Linked DNA regions of Homo sapiens: region 1 is linked to region 2. Evidence: read pairs that join two places in POLR2A ChIA-PET (ENCODE). Cell type or tissue: HCT116. All regions are shown on one strand. Links, peaks and the distances in the headings refer to the core of each region. The heading gives the core; the rest is flanking DNA.

Region 1 (15,144 bases), core at 3,685-11,684, 78 kb after region 2:
TTGTGCACCATTTCAAATCCTCCTGATCTCACCTCTTAGTCCAGCCACTGCGCCAGGATCCCATTTTGAGCCAGTTTCAAAGGTACAACCTGACATGGCCTTGTCTCCTCCTACACCTTCTACCTTTCACTTCCTCCCCTGAGGCTCTGTGGTGTCCACTTGGCATTTATGTGTATGTAACCCTGAAGAGAGGGGAGTCAGTGCTCGTGGACCACCCCTGATAGATGGGAATGGGAACCTTTGGGTAAATGCTGCCCCTTTCAGTTCCCAGGGTGGACAGTTCTGAGACACATTTCATAAGTTTCCTCAGGAGGTTGTGTGGGTCAAGGCTGCCTGCAGCCCTGAGCAACTTAGTGACCCGAATTTGCACTGGACTGCCTCCTTCCCCTCCTTCTCCTCCTCTGTCCTGCTCCCTGGGATCACATTCCCAAGTGTACAACAGGGGAGCCATTGGCTCAGGCTCTTGTTGCGGGGGCGCCCAGGCAGACTGGGGCTAGCCATTTTCTTTTAAAGGAGATTATTGCTGTACAATACTTTCTAACATTTGTTTCATACTTTCAAGCATCCCTATTTCATAGTCACAACAAACTTATGAGAGAGCCACAACTATTTCCATTTGATAGATGAGGAAACTGAGGCTCAAAAGAAGTTAAATAACTTGATCAGGATCACAACAGCGAGAGGATGGTGGAACCAGGACTCAGCAGAGGTCCTCTGAGAGGGGAGGTCAGGGCCCTCTTTGCTATAACACAGCTGCCTCCTATCAAAATATTTGCAGAGTGCTTTGATGTCAGTGCCTTGCACTCTGGAAAGTGCTCTTCCTCGCTTATCAGCCCTCTGCTGTAACACTCACAGCCGTTCCAAACATGTCCCCGCTTTTTCTAGCCACAGACACATTATGCACAGATGATTTTTTTATTGTGAACAAGTACAAAGGAATAGATCAGTAGCTGGAGAGGAGAATGTGGGACAAGGAAAGGGGGTTTTGAAGGTGAGAAATATGAGCAGATGTATATGCTAAAGAGAATCACCCAGACTAGAGGGAGGGATGGATGATGCAGGAGAGAAAGAGTGAATGAGAGGCGATAGGTCCCAAGGTAGAAATAAAGAGCCTGTCTTTCGAAGACATGAGAGTCAATTCCTCTGTTACAACCAGAGGGCAGAAGAAGAAACTCCTATAGATAAGTTCAGGTCTCTAGGTAAATGGCGATCTCCCTTATTCAAAAATACAAAACAAAGGGATGTTCTTTGGGTCCTATGCTGCACACTTCATGAACACAGGGGCCATGTCTGTAGCCCAGTACTGATATTTTAGAAGGCTCTCAGTAAACATTTGTGGTTGCTGAATAAATAAATATGAGTAAACATACATTCCCTTTACCACCAAAAACTTCTGAGACTAACACTAAATGATTAAGAAATGAACAAAAATGTCATTAAGAATTTTAGTAAGAGTTCAAATGACCCACAGATAAATCAGTCCTCGAATCCTTGCTATTTAATATCGGTACACATGAGGTCCCCAGAAAACTGCCACAACTGCCCGAGTATGGGGTGGTGGAGTCCTCACCTGGCAGCAATACCTGGGCAAAACAGATACAGGGGTTGTAGTAGACAAAGAGCTCAAGCTGAGTTCGTAGGGTGGGGAAACAGTGAAGAGGAAGGAGATCCTCAGCTTCCTGTCCCAGGTGAAGAAGGGCTTCTACGGCCCGGGAAGATGGGCACTCCATGCCTACCCCCAGCTGGATGAAGCCATGTAGTAGTGTCCAGGTGCCACCCTTTCAAAGGCACATGCCGGAGCGTGCTCAGTAGAAAGCAAACATGCTCTTTACAAATATACTGGAAACATTTCCCTATGAGGACCACTAAAGGAACTGAGTATGTTTAATCCAAGCAAAAAGACTCAAGAGGACCATCATAGTAATTTTCAAATATGTGAAAGGCTGTGATCTTTCCAGCACAATCCTTTTAAAACCTCTGAGTCAACCGCTCTTTGACCTCAGTTGAGCCTCCAATTGATTAATCCTACTTCCTTTTTGCTATCTCACTTTCTTCGTTGGTTAGCTCAGATTTCAAAGGCCAACATGGTAATCAATGTTGTGTTTATACCCTCAAATTTCTCACTCTCTCACCTATTTGGTGCTTGCTTCAGTGATAAAGGGGGGCAGGAGAGGGGGAGTCAAAGGCCCAGGCATGGGACAGGGCAGCCATCTAGGGTCCAAGACCTCACTTTCAATTCATGAAAGGGAATCTTTCTTCCCCATGCCTGCTGTTTTCTTCCATGTGGGGACATGAACTAGTGTCACACTCCTGGCTTCCTTCTACTCTCCCACTTGCCCTTCTCTACTGCACTCCTGCCAGATGGAATAACATACCTGATTAGTGGCTTTGGAAGGAGAACTGAGCCTGCACCAGATGGGGACACCTTCCTTGCCTCTCTCCTCTTGGCAACAAGCGCCTACAAGGAGCCACTCATTTCCTGACCTATTTCCTCCATGCTGTTAGTTTCAGAGAAGCCTCTCTTGGAGAGGTCTGGGAGGGTTCACTGAAGCTTGGGTCTGGATGGGTAAGCCTGTCTAATTCTGGTATTCAGTAAGTGAAAGGTCAAATCTAAGCCACATTTCCCAGCTATTAATGTCTTTCCTTCTAAAGGGAGCTTGCTGCCTTCGATGAGCATTGATTTCCCTCTGTTCATGGAGGATGAAGGCAAAACTCCCAATGGAATCAACCTTTTCTTCTCTCCCTCTCTCTCTCTTTCTCTCTTGTCTCTACCCACCAACCAGTCTGTCCCTGGAGAGAACGTGCCCTCGACTGCACCTCTGCACCAGAGGCTTGGATAGGTGCAACACAAATGCTTGTCAGATCAAATAAAATAATGATGTTATTATGTCTTAAAGAAGACCATGTTTGAGGGGTAAGAGAAAAATGGGGTCTGGAGTTTGGTGCTTAATCTTAAAGACCCAACAATAACATCAAATTTTAAGTGATCTCAAACCCTTCGTGCTGCCTGGCAATTCCAGCTGATTTCCTCAGTCAACTCACTCTTCCAGTCAAGAGATTATTTCACTGATTCTTCTCTCTTCTCAAGCCCTCTTGCTTTTAACTCTTGGGTTTGCTTCTTATTTTCCTGAAAAAATAAAAGCATAGTAAGACAGCTTCCGCATATGTACCACTAAGTCCACTAAATGTCCACATCTGTATCCTCATATGCTGTCTGCCCTCCTATTAACAATGCAAGGCTCCTTCTGTAACTATGTTCTTCTCCAAGGCCAGCCCTCACCTGGGCCCTGTGTCTCTTCTTCCGCCATGCAATGACCTTGCTCTTACCATCATCCCCTCTTCTGCATCAGTTTCTCTCTTTCTACTGGATTATTCAGATAAACATACAAATGTACTGTGATATCTCCCACCCTTAACAAACAAACAACACCTTTCTCCTACATATCCTCTTCCAGTTGCTGCTTCATTTTTCTGATTCTCATTGTGGCAAAATTCCTTGAAAAAGTTGTTATATTTGCTGTCTTCACCAACTCTTCCTTCATTTTCTCTTGACTATATTCCAGTCAGGCTTTCCTCCCCATCCTTCCACATCCCCCTAACTCCATTGTCAGGATAATCAATGAACTCCACATTGCCAAATCCAGTGACCAGCTCTTGGTTCTCATTTTACTTGACCTATTAGCATTGTACAAATCTGATCCGGCCTTCCTCCTTCTTCTTCATTTTTATTTGTTTTTTTTTTTTTTTTTTTGAGTGGTTTTAGGTTCAGAACAAACTTAAGAAGAATGAACAGAGATGTCCCCCCTCCTTCTTTTTTTTTTTTTTGAAGACAGAGTCTCACTCTGTTGCTCAGGCTGGAGTGCAATGGTGTGATCTTGGCTCACTGCAACCTCTGCCTCCCAGGTTTAAGTGATTCTCCTGCCTCAGCCTCTCAAGTACCTAGGATTACAGGTGTGTGCCACCACACCCAGCTAATGTTTGTATTTTTAGTACAGACAGGGTTTCACCATGTTGGCCAGGCTGCTCTCGAACTCCTGGCCTTAAGTGATCCATCCACCTCAGCCTCCCAAAGTGCTGGGATTACAGGTGTGAGCCACCACACCCTGGTCCTGCCTGGCCCCGTCTTCTTCTTTAAAGTCTGCTTCATCAGTTTCTGAGTCATCCTTCCCTATAGGTACTTCAATCTCAGTGACTACCCCTTCTCAATCTCCTTTGCTGGGTGCTGCAGCTTCCTGAATTCTGAATGGGAGAGTGCCTAGGGCTCCAGCCTCAGACCTCATCCTTTCTTCAGCCATATCTCATTTGGTCTGTGGCTTTATGTACCAGCTATGTGCTAAGTCATAAACATTAAAATTCCAGTATGGGCCCCTTCCCTGTACCCCAGACAGATCTCAATCACCTTCTCAACACATCTTCCTGGATGTCTAATGAGTGTGTGAAACCCATGTGTCAAAACTTGAACTTCTGATCTTTGCCCCTAAACCTATAGACTTTCCCATCTCAGTAAATGACAACTTCACTCTTCTAGTTGCTTTGGAAAATCTCCTTCCTTTTCTCTTCCTCCTGCTGCTCCTTGCCCCAAGGCCTTTGTACTCTCTGCCCGAGATGCTCTTCCCCCTAGTTATCCATCCACATGGCTTGCTTCTTCCTCTCATTAGGGCATCTTCCATAATGGCATCATCTCAGAGAAAACTTCCCTGACTAAGAAACAAGACCCTCTTTCTCCCCACAATCACCCCTGCTTTGTTTTTCTTCAAAATACTTGTTCCTATTTGATATTAACCCTATTATTGTTTAAAGTGTATCTCCCCCCATCTCATGCCAGTTAGAATGGCGATCATTAAGAAGTCAGGAAACAACAGATGCTGGAGAGGATGTGGAGAAATAGGAGCGCTTTTACACTGTTGGTGGGAGTGTAAATTAGTTCAACCATTGTGGAAGACAGTGTGGTACAAGGATCTAGAACTAGAAATACCATTTGACCCAGCCATCCCATTACTGGGTATATACCCAAAGAATTATAAATCATGCTGCTATAAAGACATATGCACACATATGTTTATTGCGGCACTATTCACAATAGCAAAGACTTGGAACCAACCCAAATGTCTATCAGTGATAGACTGGATTAAGAAACTGTGGCACATATATACCATGGAATATTATGCAGCCTTAAAAAAAGATGAGTTCATGTCTTTGCAGGGACATGGATGAAGCTGGAAACCATCATTCTCAACAAACTACCACAAGAACAGAAAACCAAACACTACGTGTTCTCACTCATAGGTGGGACTTGAACAATGAGAACACTTGGACACAGGGTGGGGAACATCACACCCCAGGGCCTGTCGGGGGGTGGGGAGCTTGGGGAGGGATAGCATTATGAGAAATACCTAATGTAAATGACGAGTTAATGGGTGCAGCAAACCAACGTGGCACATGTATACATATGTAATAAACCTGCACGTTGTGCACATGTACCCTAGAACTTAAAGTATAATAAAATAAAATAAATCTCCCCACTGGAAGGTAACTTTTTGAAGGCAGCAAGTTTGAACACTTTGTTTACTACTCTGATCCCTAACACTTACAACAGTATCATTTAAAACATAGCAGCCACTTGGTTTAAGAATGAACTTCCAGGGAGTCAAAGTTGTTCAAAAGCACAAGGCTGCTTCAGAAAGCTGCCTCTCAGAGTCATTGCATTAGGCAAGCAGTGACCATCTGGGCGGGCATCAGGGACATGAATAAGTATTGGGGTTAACTGAACCCAAGACTCCATGATTCTGGGGGATTGTGCTCCCTGAAGTCATCAGTAGCTCCCTGAACAAAGAACCCACAGGTCTTTCTCATTTATAACACTTACAGATGAAGTTTTCTCTCTCCTTTCCCTCGGCTTAAGAGGCAGCACTGAGTTGACCAAGTCCTCCACCCATTCTCTGACCACCACTCAGACAGACCCCTTTGCTGGCTCCTCTTTCTCTTGCTAGCCCTTTAAACCTGTGTGTTGCCAAACAGTTTTTTTACTTTAACACTCTCTCTAAATGCCTGTTAATCATTATCTAAGATGATAGCATGAGAAAGATTGCAAAAATGCTAGGAGTAATATTTAAAAAGCACAATACATTTTGCTTTGCATGTTGGTGAAGTCTCCTGATTTTTATTCAGAAGACCTAGGCTTGAGCTACTTACCCATTTTGTGTCTGGGGTCAAGACTCTTAACTTCTCTAGGCTTCTATTTCTGCATTTATAAAACAAGGAGAATAATATCTCACCTTACATGCATTATCTTAATGTATGAGGTTTGGGTGATACATGTGTGGATAGGTTTTATAAAATATCATCTGATCTATAAATAGAGATTTTATTATGATAGACCATAAAAAGGGGTCACTAAACCATTGTCTATAGAAGATAATAATTGATATAGGGCTGGGCATGGTGGCTTACACCTGTAATCCCAGCACTTTGGGAGGCCAAGGTCGGCAGATCCCTTGAGGTTAGGAGTTCAAGACCACCCTGGCCAACATGGCAAAACTCTGCCTGTACTAAAAATATAAAAATTAGCCTGGTGTGGTGGCAGGTACCTGTAATCCCAGCTACTCAGGAGGCTGAGGTACGAGAATCTCTTGAACCCAGGAGGTGGAGGTTGCAGTGAACTGAGATAGCACCACTCCACTCCAACCTAGGCAACAGAGCAAGACCCTGTCTCAAATAATAATAATAATCATAATAATAATTGGTATAGGCAATTGTCTTTTCATGTCTGTGTCTGTAAGGAGAAAGTCGTACTTGTAGGCCTGTGATTGTTTTTAGGCCCTCTCTCAAGATCCAATCAAATCAGTAATGCACTGTAACTGCCCATAGACCCAGGCTTATAGCCTCAAATAATCTACAAATATGCAACCAAAATAATTAAGCTGAAGTGCTTCTTTTGTCCAAATAAATCAGGCCACTTTTTCATATATAGAAATTAACAGTTCCTGAATCTTTTTTTTTTTTTTTTGACAGGTTCTTGCTCTGTTGCCCAGGCTGGGGTCTAGTGGTACAATCATGGCTCACTGCAGCATTGACCTCCTGAGCTCAAGCCGTCTTCTCACCTCAGCCTCCCAAGTAGCTGGGACTACAGGTGCACATCACCACATCCAGTTAATTTTTAATTTTTTGTAGAGACAAGGCCTCACTATGTTGTCAGGTTGATCTTGAAATCCTGGGCTCAATTGATCCTCCCACACTGGCTCTCTGGGATTACAGGCATGAGCCACTGCACCCAGCCCCCTGAATCTTCCTTGACTTCATTCACACCAGCCCTGCCTGTTTGCTGAAGGTTGCTGGAATCTGGCTGGATCATCTTTCCAGGAAAGGGGGCTTATTTGGGGTTTCAGGCAGGCATATCAGCACATTCCTGTATAAGACTAGGGGAGTTTCAGCATATTCCAGGCTGACCTTTCCTTTCAGTTGCAGATCAGACAGAGTCAACCTTAGTTTTATTTAGTTGGTTTATTGTTGTTGTTTTCCCTCTGTGACATAGAAGCGTGCACTTTGAGGGGGAAAAAAAATCCTACCTGTTTTACAGTTAGTTCCATGAGAAGCCAAACTAGTTATTAAAAGTAAGAAATATTTTAAGTTGCTCAGCTGAAATTTTAACAGCTCTTGTCTAATCGTTAACATACAAACCTCCCTAACCAGAATATTTGTGGGGGATGACTTCTTAACAGGATCTAAAATCAGCAGTTTCCCAAAAAGCCTGTTAAAAATTACACATCTGGAATTTTGTCCTAGTCTGACTAGGCTGCTGAATTCCCTTTTGATGTTTCCTGGGGGGTGGGGAAGAGATAAATAGCCTGATTTCATTTAATGTAGTACATTTCTTTGAAATCTGGTGTCAAATTTTGAGTATTTGCTGAAAGGTAGGGTGACCAATCATCCTGGTTTTCTTGGGATTGAGGGGTTTCCAAGGACACAGGATTTTCTTTGATTTGGGAGGCCAAGTTGAGCTGATCATCCTAAAAAGGAAACCCTAGTCCAAATCACTCACAGGACAGGTGAAGAAACTGAGGCCCAGCAAGATGAAATCATTTGCCACCATATTACATAGTTAGCCAACACTGACTGCATTGCTGGGACCAGAACCCAAATCTTCTAAGTCTTAGTTCAAAGCTCCACTGACCCACTTGACTTCTCCAAACTTAAGTTTGATGACTGGTTTGTCGGTATTTGACTGCTTTATTTAATTTATATGTGAGCAGAGGAAAGCGATAGTCCAAGTACATTCTAATCAGTGATCATAAAGACACAGATGTTCTAAAGCAACATAAAAGTAACATCTACTGAACACCCATGTTCATAACAGCATTACTCACAATAGCTAGAATGTGAAAGCAACCCAAATGTTCATGGATGGATGAATGGATAAGCCAAGTGTGGTATATACATACAATGAACTATGCGATTCAGTCTTAAAAAGGAAGGAAATTCTGACATTTGCTTCAACAAAAATGAATTCTGGGACATTATACTAAGTCAAATAAGCCAATCACCAAAAGACAAATTCTGTATGATTCTACTTTTATGAGGTACTCTATGAGTGGATACTTACAGATCTAAGATATAAATACTATACTTAGAGTATTTGTCTACTCTAAGTAGTCAAAATCACAGAGCCAGAAAGTAGAATGGTGGTTTGCTGTCAGCTTGAGGGAGGGAGGAATGGAAGTTATTGTTTAACAGGAACAGAATTTCAGCTTTGTCAGATAAAGAGAGTTCTGGCTAGGCACGGTGACTCAGGCCTGTAATCCCAGCACTTTGGGAAGCCGAGGTGGGCGGGTTGTTTTAGCCCGGGAGTTTAAGACCAGCCTGGGCAACATGGCAAGACCTCATCTCTACAAAAAAAACAAAAAAACAAAAAAACAAAAATTAGCCAGGCTTGCTGATACATGCCTGTAGTCCCTGCTATTAGGGAGGCTAAAGTGGGAGGATTGTTTGAGCCCTGGTGTTTGAGGACGCAGTGAGCTATGATGTTGCCACTGCACTCCCAGCCCAGGTGACAGAGCGAGTCTCAAAAAATAAAAGAAAGAGTTCTGGAGATGAATGTAATGATGGTTGCACAACAATATAAATGTACTTAATAACACTGAACTGTACACTTAAAAATGGTTGATAGTACATTTTATGTTGGATCTATTTTATCACATTTTTTTAATGGAAAAATAAAATAATAACTACAAATAGCTCATCTATTCCATTGGTGCAATGTTTCTGTTAAAGAGGTCTGCAAAGTGCTTTGCAGCCATTTATTAGCTTTGGGATGTTTTGTCAAATCAAACCACATTCTTTAGATAAGGAGTTTGGTTTGCTTTGATATTTAGTGACCTTCCCTTAGCTAGGGCATAGAATTTCCAGATGTGCAACACTCCCAACTTCTAGCTGCAAGCTCACAGCCTGGCACATAGTAAGTGCTCCATAAACATTTTTTAAATAAATAAATAACAGCAAGGACTAATATTTATTTGAAGCATTTATTCAGAGGTGGGTTGAACTTGAAGCTGGTGACGCTTAAGCTTCAGGATGTCTCACTTTAATAAGCCTTTTTCTAGACCTTGTGTGCGGGCGAGGGGAGGACCTGAGCAATGTGTTCACATAGTCACATATTCATATAAAACTTGCAAAAGTAAGATTTATCTTCTTTTCATTAAAGAGGGCTTCCGAAGTTGTGTAGTCTTCAAGTCCCATGAAACCCAAATCTGTCCCTGTACTTACTGCCTTTCTAAGTACTCTATGAATTCCTTTCCATGGTTTCCTCATGCAATTCTCACAACAACCCTATGAGGTAGAAGCTATTATATTCACTTCTGAGATGAGGAAATTGGGCAGCTCCACCATGGTTACCCCATGAGGGAGTGATAGGCAAGGACTTTCACTCTGGCATTTGAGACTAACTCTACAACTCCACTGAACACTAGGGATGGCCAAACCTAACTCTAGCTCATGTTAAATTAGGCATGTAGCCAGGTGTGGTGGTGCGTGCCTGTAATCCCAACACTTTGGAAGGCCGAGATGGGAGGATCTCTTGACCCCCAGAGTTCGAGACCAGCCTGGGCAACACAGCAAGACCTCATTCCTACGAAAGAGTTAAAAATTAGCCAGGTGTGGTGGTGCATCCCTGTAGTCCCAGCCAGTTGCGAGGCTGAGGTGGGAGGATCTGTTGAGTGCAGGAATTTGAGGCCGCAGTGAACTATAATTGCACCACTGTATTCCAGCCTGGGTGATGGACCAAGATCCTGTCTTAGAAAAAAGAAAAAAAATTAGGTGTGGTCTTGGTAAATACTACAATTTCACCTGATGTAACTGTAATAGCAACAATTGCATGATTGGCTGGTCTTTAAAAATAACCTGTGATTTGGGGAAAACATTTATTTTACAGGTTTTTTCCTGTCCCTATAATACTCACTTCATATTTTTGTTTGGTAAGATAGAAGGAAGTTTGGGAAAGGGGAAAATGAAAAGGGCAAGGCCAAAGAGGAGAAAGGAACAGAGATGTCATCCTATGTTAAGGAAGATTCTCCTCGCCCCCTCCACAGTTTCTTTCTCTTTCTTTTTGAAGGATGTGCAAGGGTGCTTTGTCTCTTGGGGAGTTCCACTCCCGTTTCAACTGTTCTCTGAATCTGCTCAACTTCTGCATTAGAGTCCCTATTTCTAGTCTGACAGTCCTACAAGTCAAAGGGCAGAAAGGAATCTTTCCTGTAAACATCCTCTGGGCCACTCCTGGAAAAGGTGACCAGCAACCACCGCTTCCTGTCTTTATTCTGACTCTTGGAGCAAATAATACAGTTTTCTATTCCTCTAAGATTTCTTGGAGCCAATAGGAGAACAGAACTGAAAACGTCATAGGACTGAAAATATCCTCCTATTGAGGATGCTGCTTTCTTTAGATTCAGGTTCTCCGCTTTAAAAAGTCATTCCCACCCCTGGCTTCCACACAGATGCTGGGGATACGCACTGTGCCTGGCACTTAGGAAATGCTGCTCACTGACTCCCACCTCCTCAGAGAGGTGCTGCCATTAACCCAAAGACAACCCCTCCCCAGTTTTGTGTCCCCCTCCCCCACTGCCCAGAGTTTTCTGTCTTGATTTCCCTATTTCTGACTGCAGTGCAGTTATCACCCAGCTGGTCAAACCCCAGGGTCACTCTGCCCACCCTTCGCTTCCCTCAGACTTCATTAATCACCAAGTACCATGGGATTTCCTTCCTATTCATGCCCATACTCATTCTCTGTTTTCCATTTTCTTTGCTGATACTTTGTTCAATGCCCTGCTTATTTTGGGCCTGGGACATTACAATTGCTTCCTGGCGGGGTTCCCTGCCTTTAGAGTCGCTCCCTGCTAAAAGTGGATTTGTCATGTAGCTAACAAATCTCAAGCTCCAGGACAGATGCTTGTACCTAATTTTGTATCTTGTGACTTTATATTCTCGATCTGCCCCACCCCCTATCCATTTGGCACTCAGCTGCCAGATTAATCCTTTTTACAATAGGTTTTATTTTTTGAGCAGTTTTAGATTCACAGCAATATTGAGCAGAAAGTACAAAGAGTTCCTGTGTGTCTCGTGTCCCCAGACACACACACAGCCTCTCTGATTATCAGCATCCCACATCAGTATATTTGTTTCAGTCAATGAACCTACATTGATACATCATTATCTCCAGAAGTCCATAGTTGACATTGAGTTTAATCTTTTAAAAATACTATTCTTTCAGCTGGGCGTGGTGGCTCACGTCTCTAATCCCAGAACTTTGGGAGGCCAAGGTGGGTGGATTATCTGAGGTCAGGAGTTCGAGACCAGCCTTATCAACACGGTGAAACCCCATCTCTACTAAAAATACAAAAATTAGCCAGGTGTGGTGGCGGGTGCCTGTAATCCCAGCTACTTGGGAGGCTGAGGAAGGAGAATGGCTTGAGCCTGGGAGGCGGAGGTTGCAGTGAGCCAAGATCGTGCCATTGCACTCCAGCCTGGGCAACACAGCTAGACTCTGTTTCAAAAAATAAAAATAAAAAATAAAAAAATACTATTTTTTCATATCACTGGTCTGCTTTAAAACTATTCATAAAAATGCTGACCATCAGGACATATTTCAGAATTCAAGGAAAAAATTGAAAAAATAAAATAAAATTCTGTCCATATCTCCAAAGTCTATGTCCTTACTTGGATATTCAAGGCTTTCCACGATCTTCCCCAGCTTTCAACCTGATTTCTCAAGAGTCATCTGCGCATGCCCTTTGCAGGGGGTGCTCTTCACCGACTCCTACCCGCTGTCCCCATCATCACATCTGTGGCTCTGCTACACGTAAAATCTGATTGAATTCAACTCCACAAAAATGTGCTGTGACTTACTTAATCTAGGATGTCTATCTGCCTCCATTCTGACCATGAAAAACCCACCCAGTTTACTATGCCAGTCCACGAGCCCCTCCTGGCTGCAATCCTGTTTGCCTCAATAGCAGTAGTTTCTAGCTTGAGAGGGGTTGAAGTGGACTAGTAAGACTTTTAAAAACAATAATAAAGTACAGGGAGGCCGAGGCAGGCAAATCACCTGAGATTGGGAGTTCGAGGCCAGCCTGGCCAACATGGAGAAACCTCGTCTCTACTAATAATACAAAATTAGCTGGGCGTGGTGGCATATGCCTGTAATCCCAGCTACTCGGGAGGCTGAGGCAGGAGAATCACTTGAACCTGGGAGGCGGAGGTTGCAGTGAGCTGAGATTGCACCATTGCACTCCAGCCTGGGCAACAAGAGCAAAACTCTGTCTCAAAAAACAAAAACAAAATAATAAAGTACAACATCTGATTGTCAATTTTTTATTCTGCCAAATAAGAACTTAAAAAACAACTACCACCATCACAGTATCTTATTTTAAAAAAGACATTTACTAATCAAAAAGCATAAAAGGCATAATATCAGAATAACTGTTGGTTCTTCAAATGTAATTCACTTAGCTTTAGGAAAAAAATCATTTTTAAAAAAAATTGTATGACTGTCTGAGGTACTGAAAACTGTTCAGACTGGCATTTGGGAGTGATTCTACAGTGCTTCTGGTCTCCACCACCTGTTTCGCATTTAATCACAGGCTGCCTTGGGGCACATTTTCATTGTTGCCTCTCTATTTAACTTCTTGTGCACATATGTTATTTCCCCAACTGGAAGGTAAGCTTTATAAGGAATCTGTAAAAGGACTGCACGCTTAACTTTCCAGCAAGGCTTTGCACACAGAAAATGTTCAATAAATATTTGTTGAATGAATGAATCAACCTTTTCTAAGCCTGTGCTAACCAATAAATCTCCTCTTAATGAGATCTGAGCGCCCCATCCTGAGGCAATTTCTCTCAACAGACTTCTTTAAAATGAATTATCCAGTACAAATTGCTTTACTTTTGAGTGAAGCCTAAAAATAAAAATTGTTTAAACCTGATATGAAAAGTAAACAGTTTTTTCCTCAGGGCAGTAGCAAGCCCCAACAGGGAGGAGAATCAAGACACAAACACACTTCTGTACCCGCCATTTAATTGATCCTAGTTATTTTGGGCTTTGTTGGTAGGCATGCACACAGTCCATGCTTCTGGCTTGACTTGACTGCATAGGGTGGTTGGCATTCTTTCTGGGGCTCTCACCCCTGTGCCTAAAGCCTCCACGATAACCATGTTGTGCCTTTCCCTCTCTCTACTCGGGTAACTTGGAAAGAAAGGTTAGGAAGAAGCTTAACATCTGGCTAGCCAAGCCTTGGTTTTAGATTCCAGAGTTGATACAGAGCAATTCAGAAAAGTGTCTTTTGGATTTAAAGCATTGTTTTTGCTCAGGATCTCGAGTTACCTTCAAAAAATTTAAATAAGATAAGGCCACATCCTTGCTTAAAACATTCATCAACTTTCAATTCAATTCCATTCAACGGCTATTGATTGAAGACCTGGCCCTGAAGAACAGAGCCGGAATGCCAGGCCCTGTTCTAGATGTTGGGGATATGTCAGTAAACAAAGCAGACAAAACTTTCTGCCTCACCGAAGCTTAGAGGGAGGTAGGAGTGAGGTGGGGGAGACAAACAAGAAAGATAATGAATAAATAACATATTATTTCTGTGTTAGAAGGTGATAGATGCAATGGAAACTAATTGGAGCAAGGGGGTGTTGCAATTGGGACGGGAGGGACAGAGGAGGCCTCGTTGAGAACGTGGGTGGAGCAAAGGCTTGGAGGAGGTGAAAGGTGTGGCCATGAGACCATTTGGGAGAAGAGGAAATGCCTTCCATATCATGACCTCACCCAGCACCCTCTCACCCTGTGGCCCTCCCACACGGATCTCCAGCAGCCCCTGCAGTCTCCTCCCCACCTCCAGGCTTCACACACATTGTTTCATCCTCAGGACTGTATTTTCCTTCCCTGTCTCTTGACCAACTCCTCATCCTTCCGACCTCAATCTAAATGCCACCTCCTCTGGTGGGCTTTTTTTTGCTGCCCCTCATCCATTATAACTTAGATGCCCTGCCACAGTCATAGCCCTCCCTTCAGATACTTAATAAATACTGTTTGAATGAATGAACAAAGAAAAGGGCTCAAAGCGGGTGTTGAGGACAGGGATTCTGACTCATTGATTTATCCCCAGTGCTGGGCACATTGTTGAAGGTATTTGGTAGACTTTATCTTCATAAATAAGCTCCATTATCAAGGATGGATAGAATGATTATGTTATGGCTTACTTAAATTTAAGCATAATAATACTATAAACAAGATTTGTTAAAGGGGGAGTGAAGCATTAAATTGTGTTACGGGGAATGAATTCCCTCCTTCCTTCACTTTTTCCAATGAAGCAGGCCTTGGTTTCAGTCCTTGGCCCAGACGAGCCCTTTTCAAGGAACATTTCCCACCAGTGACGGTGCCTTCCTGTCTGAGATCAGCATGTCCTTCAATTTATTCTGCAACTCAGTCAAATTAATTAAAACTAGATTTGTCCTGAGAGTTTGTTCGTTAAGATGTCACTGTATATCAAATTCCCAATTATCTGGGATAATTAAAACATCCTAACTTTTTCCCCGAATTATTTATACTTTTGGGAGTATCCCCTTGTAGGGTTCAGGACACACTACCCCAAAATATGGCAC
Region 2 (15,144 bases), core at 2,366-10,365:
AATGAGGAACCTGAGGTTTAGAGGTTAAAAATTTGCCTTAAGCTCTCAACTGATAATGAACTAGGACTTAAACCTGTATCTGCCTTGATGCCAAAATCCATGCTCTTAATAACTTCCTCTTGATTCCTAGGGTATAGAATTTTATTTAATTGTAAAAGTTGTTCTGAAACATCACTTAGTAGAAGGTCATATTCTCCTTCCATGACATCACCTTCAAAAATAAAGATGAGATATGGGCTTTGAAAAAAGAAATACCTGTTCTTAAAATCCTCCTCTGTCACTTATTGTATGATCTATTCATCTCTTTACTTCAGTATGCTCATTTATAAAATGGGAGTAACATCCTGACAACACCTATCTCATGAGATTGTAGGGATTACATGACGCGATGATACAGAAGTGTCGAGAACATAGAAGTTCAATTACAGTTAGTTTTTCCTAATAATGCATATACATACATATACACAGACACACACACACAACACATCCTGGATTACCAAGTCTCATCAAGGATATTTCTTTGTTGAAAATAAGTTACAAGGGTGCCCACTAATCTGACATACTCTGACTGGTTAAATAAACACGTGTGATCATCAGAGCAATATTTTTGATAATCTCAGGATGGTAGTAAAAAGGTAATCTTTTGGTATGAGAAGAATTTAGATTTGAATCCTGGCTCTAGTATTTTCTAGATATGTGACCAGTACAATTTATTTACAGGCTTGTGTGAGGATGAAAAGGGATCACAAAATTAGAAGACTTCATATGTTAAAACACCTAATACTGGCACATAGCTGGAACTCAAGAAAATCATAGTTATTTTCTTCTTCACCCTCATTTTACCTTTCCAGAGTTAAAAGTTCTAATCTTGTTTGTATCTCTGGAAATCAAAAAGGAAATAACCGGAGGAATTAAATTAACTCACACTTTATTATTAACACTTTTTTTCAAGTATTTTGTCTTGAATATTTGGCTACTTTAAAAATGGTAGATGACTAAGGACTTCTATAAAATTTACAGTAGAAAGTTTTTTGGTTTTTTTTTTTTTTGGAGGGGGGAAGGGTTGAGTCTGGGTCTCACGCTATCACCCAGGTTGGAGTGCAGTGGTGTGATTATAGCTCACTGCAGCCTCAAACTCCTGGGCTCGGGCCATCTGCCCGCCAAAGCCACCCATGTAGCTGGGACTCCAGGGGCACAACACCACACCTAGCTAGCTAAAAAAAAAATTTTTTTTTTGTAGAGATACAGTTTCACTATGTTGCCCAGGTTGGTCTCAAACTCCTGGGCTCAAGTGATCCTCCTACCTCAGCCTAGCTAAATGCTGGGATTACAAGCATGAGCCACCATGCCTGGCCCACTAGGAAGTTTTATGTAATATCCGTTTCTAGTCATATGTAAGATACATTATTGTATCATTTACTCCTTCCTATATCTCACCCAACTCCATAGTTCATTTTTCTTTCTGATCTACAGGGTTCTCTAATCAACCCACTTCTCTCTACTGCTACCACACTAGTGAATTACCATCATTTCTTTTCTGAGCTACTATACTACTTTCCTAATGATCTATCTGCATCCATTCTTGTCTCATCACAAATGTAGTGAGTGAACATTTCAAACATAAATCTCATAATGTCATTTCTCTACTGAAAACCCTTCCAAAGTATAAGTGAGAAGCTATCATGCTCTACAAGGCTCAACATGAGATCTGGCTCCTACCTACCTGTGCAATGTCATATGGAGACACACCTGCTGGCTCTCAACACTCCTGCCACACACACCTCCTTCTCATTCTTCCAACAGTATTTGTTTACGATGACTCTCACCAGGAAATAATTTTACATAATAATACATGTTAAGTGTATTATGTTTGTGTGTGGCATGCTTCTGGGTAAGGCTCCATGGGATGTATGTGAGTTTTTAAAAATTCCATCCCATTTCATTTTTAAAAATGCTGGGTGCAACTCACCAACTTGGTTTCATACACATAATAGGTCATGACCCTACAGTTTGAAAAACACCAACTGTTCAGCTCAGGGTCCTGTCTATATGTAATTCTATTTGCCTGGAATATTCCTTCTCCTTTGTTTACTCACTCTGATCTCAGCTCAAAGCTTACCTCCTCAAAGAAACGTTCCTGGACCATCCCCATCCCCCAGCAAAACCACTACCATCAAACCAGAGTAGAATCTCCTGTGAGATGTTCCATAGTATCCTCTACTTTTCATCACTGCTCATACCACAGTTCAAATAGATCATGTCTTCCTAGCTAGAGTATAATCTCATGGAAATCAAGACCATGTATGTCTATTTGCTAACCATGTGTTCTCTGATCATAGCACAATGCTTGGCGTATGAGGAATGAACTACTTAGAACTATCTGCAGATAGGCTTATAAACTTATAAAGTTTCAATTAATTTTTATAGAAACAAAAATAACTCTGGGTTGTTGCAATGTTTTGAAGTGAAAATATAAATTTTTAAAAAACTCTCTAAAATGGTATGTTTCAAAAAGAAAAGTATATGAAGCTGAGGGAAGATTACATAAAACTGAAATCAAAGTTGGATTTCTATTATTGCTCCTCCTGATTATTAAACTGGGGACCACACTTTATAATTTTTAAAGTTTGTTTATTCACTGTCCTTTTGTCAATCTCAAATTATTTCTGAGAATCTAACTTCTACATTTAAACTAGTTTCAAACCTATCTAACATTAATCCTTATATGCATACATCATTTCTAAAATGAATCTAGGGCAATTTTTGAGCATTATTATTATATCTAAGTCTTCCTTCCCATCAACAAAAACAAAACAAAAATTCAAAGTGTCTTTTTTGGGCAGCTCTTTTACAAATCACTAACCAAAATGCCTATTAGCCTAACCAAACATCACTCTTGCAGTTTACTTAATAACGTCATTCTGTTTAGTTATGACAGCTTTTAAACTTGGTAAATTAGAGAATTGGTCACTGTCACTGGTAAAGATGGTTACAAAAATTAAAGACATTAAAACAATTTACCTATTTTAGCAGAAATAATTTACTTTAAGTAACTACATGTAAAATAGTAACCCAAACTTTCAAAGTGTTTCAAAACTGCTGGAACATTTTTAGACAAGACTTAAAAAATCTGCAAAAAACAAACACAGCAACAACAACATCAAACACATGGCAAGGAGAAGAGGAACTCTTTTCCTCTTATAAAAAAGGATTATACCCTATCTCTAGCCAGCATTATAATGATTAATGTGCTGATTTTGTTATATATTACTACTTTTCATATTCCAGAGTAAAAAAAGGAAACATTACAATTGAAAAAACGTTTAAAATAACAAACTTAACCCAAGCTTTCATAAATGAACTATGATAATGAGAAGCTGGAACAATACACACTTTCCAAGATCATATACACTACTTTCTCATGCGCGAAAATGAATATTCTCTTGTTGGAAGTAACATAAAACTTAGTTACTAACAGACTGCAACTGGCAACTTAATTAGGTAATGACGCATGCAAAGTACTTAGCAGAGTGCCTGGTTCATCATAAAGATGAACCATAAAGAAAAGTCATTATTACTAGCAGTGCTTTATTGTGGGAAATTGTTTTTGAACAAGATGTGGCTTCACTACAATACATAAGTGGATTGTGAGCAAGAAATACAGGACTGGAAACAATTGTAGAAACTTAACTGACTCTGTGGAAACCTACTAAAAAGCTTCCAAGTGAAATTTGAACTGTGCAAATAGACTTGTGCAAAATATTTTTGACACACTAATTCTGGTGCATCTCTTTCAACTTCAAACCAACAATATTAAAAACATGTATTATCCACTTCTCAAAGAATTCTCTAGCAAGTAGAAAATTACCGTGCAAAACCACTTCCATTGTATGTTGTAAATCTAAGTGTTGTGTGCATTAGAAATGTAGACACAAACTTCCTATCCCCCACGACTGCAGGAGCCTGTGTCAATCAAATGTCCGCTGCCCCACGCATGCCCCCTGCCAAATGCACATTACGGCAGTAGTTTCATTTTAGGCTCTCTAATTGAAGTGTAAAACTGCCCCCAAACATCTATACTTACTATTTCCCATTCTACCATTTCTTCTTGAGGAAAAATTGCCAGATATTTCAGAAATCTGCTATTTCAGCACAATTTCAGATTTGGCAAGAATCTACTTTGAGATGCTAAAAAGATTAGATGAGCTCATCCTAAAACGATGATTAAATCTTTATGGTTTTAAAAAGCACTCTCCACAAAAACAGAATAGGGACATGTGAGAAAGAGTTTTATCAATACTATGCAAACAATTTTTAAAGGAAGGCATGCAATACACATGCACTTCATTTCTGTACAGTTTGAACCTAGCACGCTTTAAAAAGAGGAAGCTGCCCAGCATCCCACCCCTCCAGAATGTCTAGCATTCCTGGCAGGCAGTACTCTCCTTTGACCAGCCAAAACTACTCTTTGCCAAAGAGCAAGTTCCTCATCCAAGAATTTAAACAAAGAGGGAAGAATGGAGCAACCAAAATGGACAGCCGACGGTGGTAACGACGGACAAAAGATAAACTATAGACAAGAGATACAGTCACAGAGACAGATGGAGAGAAGGGAAGGAGAGCTCAGCTCCTGCCATTAGCAGGTAATATCCTGCCCTCCGAAAACATTTGGGGCCAATACCCTCTGAGAAAGTTTTAAAAAGATAAACATAGAGACAAGAGGCTCGTCAGTCACGAGGGTTCCACCTTGAAACGTCCAACTCCAGCTCACCCGCCCCCCAAAAAATTTTTTTTTTTAATTAAAACTGTCAAACCCCAAAACACGTCCACAATTGAACTGGGACAAACCTCTGAGACTGAGGAAAACTCTCAACGAAACCCAAAAAACACAGACCAGGAGAAAATGCACCACGGAAATCCTAAAATATCTCAGGAATGAGAGCCCAACTGGAGTGAGGGCTGCAGTCAGGGCAGGTGGGAGCGGGAATAGAATCCAGGCAAGAACACAGACCCATAGTGATCAGGAGCACGGATTCCGGAGCAAAAGCGCCTGGGTTTAGGTCCTGACGCTGCCAACCACTAGTCTGTGTGCTTGGGCAGGTTTTTAACCTCGGTTTCCCCGTGTGAACCGAGTCGAACAATCATGGAGTGTTCTGAACATTAAAAGAGTTAAAATGTGCAAAGGCTTCAGAACAGCAGGCGGACCCGTTGTACGCGCTGTGTGCTAACTTTAATTACGATCGTCACCGTCTGCTCCCGGCCACCGCTGGCGTCCTCCCCAGCTCGTCCGCGCCTCCCTCGCCGGGCGCGCCCCTAGCCCCGGCCGGACCCTTCCCGTGGACTCCAGTCCTGGCTCGAGGACACCCGTCCCTAGCGCAGCCTGCCACCGCTTCCACTCGGGGCCGCCCCGCGGGCCTCCCGGACCCTGGACGGCAATTCGCGGGCGCTCGCGCGGGCAACCCCAGCCCGGAGCCACGACCGCCGCGGCCGGAGCAAGCGCCACCTCCTCACACTCACCACGGCGCTCCATCTCGCGTGCCGGACGCGGACGCCCGCCCCACACCTACGGCCGCCGCCACCGCCGAGGGCTGGAGCTCGCTGCCCCCATCCCCCACGGCCTGCGGACGCCCGGCCAAATCTCAGCCGCAGCCGCAGCCGCAGCCACAGCCACAGGCACCACCACCACTGCAGCCGCCACCGCCCCTGCAGCTACCGCCACGGCCGCACCGCCCGCCCGCCAGCCCCGCCCCCTGGAGCCCAGCCCATTGGCCCGCGCTCCCGGGGGCGGGGCCGGCGACCGCGGCAGGTACGGGAGGCAACTAGCTCGCGCGCAGAACGCGACCGTCAGTTGCGCGCGGCCGGACGCTGTCCCAGCATCACGGGCTGCGTCGGCTGCCCTTTTGGCTTGCAGGGGACAGGCAGAGCGACTCAGAGAAAAGTCACCTGAGGACTAGATGCGGCTAATGGCCAGATGAGCAGCTACATTTCTTATGAGACACTTCTGTGGATCGCCTTTTTCCTCCCTCTTCCAGGGGTTAGGGCCTGGGGAAGGGCGCCACACGTCTGAATGAAGAATGAACTACCTCAAAACCAGCCATCTACTCTGCCCCTCTGCCCTCTATGGAGGGTAATAGTTTCCACTTAGGCCTATCTGTATTTTTTTTTTTTTTTTTTTTTTTTTTGGAGACGGAGTCTCGCTCTGTCGCCCAGACGAGTCTAATGGCGTGATCTCGGCTCACTGCAACCTCCGCCTCCCGGGCTCAATTGATTCTCCCACCTCAGCCACCTGAGTAGCTGCGATTATAGGCACCCATTACCACGCCAAGCTAATTTTAGTATTTTTAGTAGAGGCAGGGTTTCGCTATGTTGGCCAAGCTGGTCTCGAATTCCCGACCTCCCGACCTCAGGTGATCCACCCGCCTCAGCCTCCCAAAGTACTGGGATTACAAGCATGAGCCACTGTGCCCGGTCCTTTCTTTCTTAGCTGCACTTTCAAACTCACTTCATAATGAGAAGAAAAAAAAAAGTCTGAGAAAGATGGAATAATTATAGCAAGCAGGGCTAGAAAGCACATAGTCCCTATATCACACCACTCGCTGGAACAAGCGATGGCACTTACCTCAGTGCTGGAACATTCAGAAAGAACTCATAGAGAAACAGAGGAAAAAACACAGGGAGGGAGACTGTGGGTAGCGCTGGGGTCTGCGAGAAAAATGACCACACACGGGAGAAACAGAAAAAGACACAGGAGAATGTGCTGAGGAAAACTGGAAAGAAAATGAGGTGCAGACACAGGAAAAGGGAAGAAAACCAAGGAAGGCAGAAATAAGTGAAGGCAAAAAGAGAAAATAAGGAAGAAAAATAAAAGGAGAGACTACCCACTTAACAAACAGAAAAGTAAGTGAGCATGACAGAACCAAAAGTAGGGTAGCGGGGCAAGAGAAAAACTCATTGACAAAGAAAGAGAAGAGGGACATCTTACATAGACATATCTTTGAACCCTTACAGGAAAAACAATGCTAAGAAAATACAACAAATTTGGCTCCTCAGGTGCTACTTAGAAAAGATAAATAAGAAAACTCAGCTCCTTGGTTACTTTGGCACCATACTGGATTTTTTGGACTCAACTTACACAGATTTTCCCCTCAAATCCCCAAAATAATAGTAACAAGGTCCTGCCACAAATAGGAAACCTCAAAAACCAAAATTCCTTCTAATCGTGCTGAAAAAGAAAAATGCGCCAAGGACTCTCACCATGGAAGCCAATGATGCCTGAACTGAAGCAAACTAATAAGAGGAGACAAAGGAGTCCCCAGGCCAAGGGGAGGCTGAACAGTGCAACTACGATTCAATCATAAGTAAGGTTTTTGGAAGGAAATTTTTGAGGAAGTCCCTCAACCTCAAACACCCTCTTAAGTCTATTTTAAAATATATTATTTTGCACTTATACACCATTTCCCTTAATAAAGAGGACTGTGTTGCTGACTAAAATGGAACTGGAAGCATCACTGACAAAATCATGAACAAGTTCCTGATGGAGAGAGAGGGTGTATGGATGGAGGTGGGGGTGTGACAAAGAGAAAGGAGCTCACAAGGAGGAGAGAAAAGCAGGGAAAGAGAGACAAAGGGAGAGACAAATATGTGAGAAGGAAAGAGAGACAACAATAAAGGAGAAAGAAAGACAAGAGGGAAAGAAGAAAGAAATATGCAGAGATAAGGGGAAGCAGAGAAAGAAAATGAGATGGAGAGAGATAAGGAAGATAAAAGAGACAAACAGAGGTGATAGAGACTACCCACCGATAGAGAAAGGAAAGAGGGTCATTTCTCACATGCAAACAGTTCTGGGGGAAATGAAGCCAATTAGGCTCTGAGGTTTTACCTTAAAAATACAAACATAAGAATCCAAGGCTCCTTGATTACCTGCTTCCACAATTATTTTTCAGACTTAATTTTTAAAATTTTTTCCATTACACCTCAAACCTAACAGTACTAATATGACAAGCAGTACTGAAGACACCTAAAAAACAAAGACTCCTTCAAACCCCACTGGAGAATGATGCACCATGGACACTCACCCAGTGATGACTCAAAACTGAAGGACATCAGTGGGGGATGAAGAAAGAATTCTGAAGGCCAAGGAGAGTGGGGTTGGACAACTCTCAGGGAGCTCAAGGAAGCAAAGTCTGTCCCTCATAGCTGCTCTGGGTTATTCTCAACACCCCCTAAACCAGAACTACCCCTAAACCATCCCAAAACAACCAACTACTGTGCATAGGATCTGACACAGAGTCACAATAGTTGGCTATTTGGGAATCGAGGAATGTTACTTAGAAGGTTAAATAAACTATAAGTAAGGTTGTCTAAGGGAAATTTTGAGAAGTCTCTCAATCTCAATCCTCCTCTTAAACCTTTAAAAAAATACATTATCTGCCATCCTTCATCCAGAGGATGATGACATTTGGAAATATTTGCAAAAATGGTAGTTTACTTTTAATTTAAAAGGGTTATTTTATTAATCTCCCCTGACTTGATTTTGTTTGAAGTAATTTATCACACAAATACACTTTAAATATGAAAAGCACATTAATAGATGCAATAATACCTTTCTGCAAGTCCGAAATTCTTGGTCTATAATAAAATTGTAGTGTTCAGAAAAAAAGAGTAAAACCATCAGTATATCTACCATAGCAGTCCAATAGCTTAAGTTTTTCAACAAGTTGCAGAAAAACATTTCTGGAAGCAACATATAATTTTTTTTAAATACTTGTGTTTTTACCATTTATATTACTATTGCCTCTAGTATTTTTTCCTTCTCAAACAGAAATTCACATCCTCTATGACACTGTTCAAGTCAGCCATTCGGTGCAGCCTTAACTTTTATATTCCCCAAATCTTCCTCATGTGTTCTCTTCAAAATGTTTGTGGTACCAGACTGCACAGATTAGTATTCTTTCTATCTGCAGTGGTGACATTACCAGTACTGTTAATTTTACTTCATCTTCCTGAAGACAATTCTGTAGTTTAGGTAGCCTACTTTTCATAGCAGAACATGGGTCTAAAAACATTTGACAATATCTGGAGACATTTTTTGTTGTCATAACTGGGGAGGGGGATTCTACTGACATCTAGTGGGCAGAGGACAGGGATACTGCTAAACTTCCTACATGCATAGGACTACCCTCATCCCCAAGAAAGAATTATCCTGCCCAAAAGGTCAATAGTGTCAAGGTGAAACACCCTGTTCTATATCCAATTACCACTTTATAAAAAACTATAAGACCTAAGAACTTGTTAAATTATGCCACAGTATATACCCAGAAAAATCTGGACTGTGGGCCATTTTATAGCATAAACGTGATTTCTTCAACAAATAAACTGCAGGAAAAAAGATGGAAAGAAAAATCTCTAGATTATCCTTAAAAGATATATCAAATGCAGCCAGGTGCGGTGGCTCACGCCTGTAATCCCAGCACGTTGGGAGGCCGAGGCGGGCGGATCACCTGAGGTCAGGAGTTTGAGACCAGCTTGGCTAATATGGTGAAACCCCATTTCTACTAAAAATACAAAAAATTAGCCGGGCGTGGTGGCGTGCACATGTAATCCCAGCTACTCGGGAGGCTAAGGCAGTAGAATCGCTTGAACCTGGGAGGTAGAGGTTGCAGTGAGCCAAGATCACACCACTGCACTCCAGCTTGGGCAACAAGAGCAAAACTCCGTCTCAAAAAATAGTAATTTTATATATAATTATATATATATCTTATATATATAATTATATATGATATATATAATTTATATATGTAATTATATATGATATATAATTTATATATAATATATATTTATATATATATATATAAAATCAAATGGAGGAATAAATAAAAACAGACATACTCTTCCCTGTAGTAAACAACTAGAAAAATGGACAAAATATATATTGTTTTCAGACACCGAACTACACACCGCACTGGGCTCAGGGCTGTCATCTCTGAGAGATGGGATCATAAACAAATGAGGTAAGCCCCACAATTACCCCAACTTTCTGCCTAAAGTCACATTCTTGACCATAGCACCCTTGACAACTTGAAGAGACAGAGATCATGGTTCCAGGAGATTGGAGTTGCCAGAATCTGTAGGACAGAGTACCAGAGACTAAGGATGTAGAAAAAGAAAGAGCTCCAGAAATTTGCATAGGGAATTTCTTAATTATCTTGCTGAACACCAAGATGCACATGTATACAGCAAAACACAACAAGGATTGGCAAATAATTTCCAGAAAGCTATAGATGGACGATTCCCAGGTTTCCCACAGGGCTGGAAGAACTCCACATTTTCATCAGCCAGAGTAGAGAGACCTACTGAACACCCCAGGGAGACCCCAGGGCATGCCTCATAGTACATCTAACCTAGCTTTAGTGAAAACTATACTCTAGCCACACCCCAACAAAGCTTCAAAACAGGCACATTTTATAATTTTTTTAAAAGCTGATGTTTAAAACAAAGTAGTAACAATATGTTGTGGCATTTATAACATATACAGAAGCAAAATCTATGACAATAGCGTAAAGGAGGAGGAAATGAAAGTATACAGTAAGGTTCTTACATTATAGGTAAAGTAGTGTAATACTATTTGAAGGTATACTGTAAGTTAAAAATATATACTAAAATCTCCAGAGATAAAGTTAATTAAGCCAATAGTGGGCATAAATAGAATTTCAAAAAATCAAAAAAAAAAAAAAGGCAGGACAAGAAGAAAAAGGAAACAACAAATGGAACAAATAAAAAAACAAACAGCAAAGTAACAGACTTAAACCCAATCATACCAATAATTACATTAAATATAAATAATATAAACAGCCCAATAAAAAGGCAGAGATTCTCAGAGTGAGTAAAAAAGTAAGACCCAACTATATTTTTCCTATTAAAACACAGACTTGAAATATAATGACACAGATACATGGAAAGTAAAACAACAGAAAAAGACACACCATGCAAATATTAATCATAAGAAAGCCAAAGTAGCTCTATAATATAGGTATCAAAGAATTTTACCAAGGATAAAAAGCAACATTTCATAATGATAAGTGAGTCATTTCATCATAATGACAACAATCCTGAAGGTATCTGTACCAAAAATAGAGGTCCAGAGTATGAGAAAAAAACTGAGAGAAATGTATGGAAAAAATAGACAAATCCCCAATGACAGTTAAGATTTCAGCACTCTTCTCTCAGTAATTGATAGAATAACAGAAAATCATTAAGGATCATTAAGGACATAGAATACTTGAATAGCACTATCAATCAACTTGACCTGATAGACATTTACAGAAAATTCCACCAAAAAACAGCAGAATATGCATTCATTTCAAATGTATATGGAATATTCATAAGATAGGCCATATATGGGATAAAAAGAAGTCCCAATGAACTTAAGAGGACTGAAATCACACAGTGTATGTCCTCTGATCAAAACAAAATTAAATTTGAAACTAGTAACAGAAAGATAGTCAGGAAATCCCCAAATATTTGTAAATTATAAAATATAACTTTAAAATAACCAATGGGTCAAATTTCCACAAGGGAAATTTTAATATATTTTGAACTGAATGAAAATGAAAACCCATTTCAAAATGTGGAGATTACAAAGTAAAAGTCATGGTTAGATAAAATACACAGTTTTAGATGCTTTATTGTAAAAGAGAAGGGTCTAAAGTCAATATCTAAGCTTCCACTTTAAGAAGCTAGAAAACAAAGAGCAAATTATACCCAAAGTAAGCAGAAGGAAGTAAATAATGATAAGAACAGAAATCAGTGATTTAGAAAACAGAAAACAGAAAAAAATCAATATAACCAAAAGCTGGTTCTTTGAAAAGATTAAATTGATAAATATCTAGCTAGGCTGATCGAGAAATAGAGAAAACACAAATCACTAATATGAATGGAAGAAACGACATCAGTACAGACCCTACAGACACAAGGATAAAAGGATACAAGGGAATGTTACAAAAAACTTTGCCAATAAACTTAACAACTCAGATGAAATGGAAAAATTCTTTGAAAGACACAGATTACTAACCCTGACACAAGAAACAGAAAATGTTAATAGCACTACATGTATTAAATAACTGAATTCATTATTTAAAATTTCCCACAAAGAAAACTACATCTACATGAGCTTCACTGATAAAATTCACTGAACCAGATAAAATAATCCTATACAAACTCTTGGAAAATACAGGAGACAAGAACACTTCCCAACTCATTCTATGAGGCCAGCATTACCCTGATACCAAAACCAGACAAAGACATTACCAAAAAAAAAAACCACACACAAAAAAAACAAAAACACACACAAAAAACAAATTTCTTAACACAGTATTAGCAAGTCAAATCCAACAATATATAAAAAGGATAATACATAATGCCCAAGAAGGGTCTGTCCAAGGAATGCAAGCTTAGTTTAACATTCACTAGAAAAAAACCATGTGATCATCTCAAAAGATGCAGAAAAAGCATCTGACAAAATTCCATGGCCATTCATGATTAAAACAGTCAACAACGTAGGAATAGAAGATAATTTCTTCTATCTGATAAAGGGCATCTACAAAAAAAACCGACAGGTTTTCTCCTTAAGATCAGGATTAATATTGTTACTGAGGGTCTTAGCCAGTACAGTAAGACAAGAGAAAGAAATAAAATGCATTCACATTTAAAAAGAAAGAAGTAAAATACTCAGAGATGGTGGGTTGGGGACTTAAAAAAAAATCTTAAGAAGCCTATAAGCTACTACATCTAATAAATGAATATAGCAAGGTCACAGAATACAAAGTTAATACACTATAATCAATTTTATTTCTATACACTAACAACAAACAATTGAACAAAAAAATTTAAAACTTCTGCTCTTTGAGAGACAGTGTTGAAATAAAACACAAGCCACAAATTGGGAGAAAATATCTGACAAAGAATTTGTAACCAAATATATCAGGAACTCTTACAATTCAATAAAAATAAAACAACAATCCAATAAAATAATGAGTAATGAAGTGAACATATGCTGCACAAAAGAAGATACACAACTGGGCAATAAGCACATGAAATATTGCTCAATACCATTAGTATCAGGGAAATGCAAATTTCAACTTCTATGAGATACCACTGAATAGTCAGAAGAAATTTTAATTTCAGCTAGACTGAAATACTAAGTGTTGGTGAGGATGTAGGGCAACTGTAACTGTAATACATGCTTCTACATACAAGGTATACAATCACTTTGTGAAACAGCCTGGCAGTTTCTTACACAGGAAATGTACATTTAACATACAACCCAGTAATTCTCCTTTTGTATGCATCCAAAAGAAATGAAAACATATATTCACCCCTAAACTTGTATACAAATGCATAGCAATTTTTTTCATGATAGTCAAAAACAAAACAACCCAAACTCCATCAACAGATAAACAAACTGTGGTACAGCCTTACGATGGAATACTATTTAACATTACATATCCATGACATAGGAAAAAATCATAGATGAATCTCAAAAGCATTAAGCTAAATGAAAGAAGCCAGGCACACACACACTGTATATCTTTGGTATGATTCCATTTACATAAAATTCTAGAGAATATGAACCTAATCTTAAATGACAAAAGAATTTCGTTGCCTAGGAATGCAGTGGTGGTGTAGGTGTGGGGGAAATTGCGAGAAGCCTTTCATTTCCTCCACTAAAAATAAAGCATCCCTTTACTTTCCCATAGGATATTCAACATACTTGGGAAACTCACGATATTATACCTTGGGCCCCATCAATATTGTCTATTGCTACCGAAGATGCAAAGGTTCTACAGGACTGTCTACCACAAAATGGGATCAGACTAAATTTTCTTAGTGAATGCTGAATGAATAAGTGACACGAGAATGAAAATTCTTTAGGGTGACTTCTGGGCATGAACTTTGTTCAATGTGGTTATACTAACCCCCGGGACCAAGAGCAGTGGCTATAAAAGCCCATGTTCCTAGGTCAAGAGCCTTTACATGTGAGGAAGTGAAGGTGCTTACAACTGAGGTAGATACACTATTTTAAGGAGGTAAGGGGAGCAGTAATGACCAACCACTATACATTCTTGGGCAGCGCTTTTCTACATCTCAGCCAAAGTTCTATTTCCTGCCAAATTGGGGACTAAAACATTTTCTACTCAGGTCTATTCTATTTTCTTCAAGTTCACTCTTAAACTCTTCTCAGAATCATCAGACAAGAACTGTATACATACTGTAAAGCTCATGAAGCTTAAGCATCAGGGTTGCTTACTTACACAGTTCCTGTAACAAGGAGGCATTTTGAAATAAGCATTTCTGGCAAACTGCGTAAAGAAATCACTACAGAAAGGGACCTAATCTCCAAGACTCCCATAATTTTGTTGTGATTCACTCATTCTGAATATTCACTTTCATATCTAATTTTGAAGTATTTTTCTTGAAAGGGGAATCTCCTCTCCCAAACTGAATGAGGAGGAAGCGAAGCTAATTCCCAAAGATTAATAAAGAAAAAGGTAAATGTAGAACAAAAAGGTACTTAGAACTTTCATAAAACATCTCCTAACATTCCCCTTCCCCCCGCCAACCCCTCCATCCCCCGCCCAAAAAAGATCCATCTTTAGAAAACAGAGGATGTCAAAGATCCAAAAAAAACAATGTGGAACGCCACCCTTGGTTTTTAAAGAGGGGTGGTGGTGGTGAAAAGGTGAGATAAACTAGGACAAATCAGAGGGGCTGAAAGACAAGGGAGGAACGTCCTTGGCTGCTCTGTTTAAACCAAGGCAAGATCCTCCCTGGGAACACCGGGTTTCTATCACAGACCGGGTCCTGGGACACCTAGTGAAACAAACGCACAGGGGTCCGCTCTCTAGGTGGTAGGTGCAATCTCCCAGCTTGTCCCTTCCTATTTTGCAGAGCACACGACTTGCCCTAGAGCCATGGCTGGGAAAAGGTGGAAGGGCGAGACCAGGCAGTAATGAGTGGGGAGAGAGAAGGGGAGGAGTAGGGTGGGAGGGAACGACAGAGACGCTCCAGAAGGGGCACACGGTGAGAATGCGCAAGACGGTGTTTTACAACCTTAGATCTCCCTCCCCCAAAGTAATAAATAGCCAG

What was found. ChIA-PET counts read pairs that join two places held together with the same protein. Peaks named below come from ENCODE experiments on the same cell type or tissue, not always from the same donor. Only the 100,000 strongest peaks of a DNase experiment are listed, where the experiment ranks them.
Region 1: POLR2A ChIA-PET joins it to region 2 with 22 read pairs; 14 of 35 experiments call an interaction of 5 or more read pairs at or near these places.

The regions. Positions count from the first base shown.
Region 1 is chr1:94,308,624-94,323,767 of GRCh38, forward strand. All of the region lies in intron 2 of ARHGAP29-AS1 (ARHGAP29 antisense RNA 1), which reads left to right. It also overlaps a transcript of ARHGAP29 not described here. Among named protein-coding and RNA genes, the nearest start is that of ARHGAP29-AS1, 68 kb to the left of the region's middle. RefSeq lists an enhancer at 8,550-8,844. In HCT116, for the core only: no CTCF peak of the experiment used is centred there; no DNase peak of the experiment used is centred there; H3K27ac peaks cover 5,411 bases.
Region 2 is chr1:94,231,898-94,247,041 of GRCh38, forward strand. ARHGAP29 (Rho GTPase activating protein 29) reads right to left here and starts at 5,687. Exons shown (of 23, transcript NM_004815.4): 1 at 5,518-5,687. RefSeq lists silencers at 5,411-5,650, 5,661-5,890. In HCT116, for the core only: a CTCF peak has its summit at 9,122 (motif pointing left); a DNase peak (open chromatin) is centred at 5,804; H3K4me3 peaks cover 4,442 bases; H3K27ac peaks cover 7,494 bases.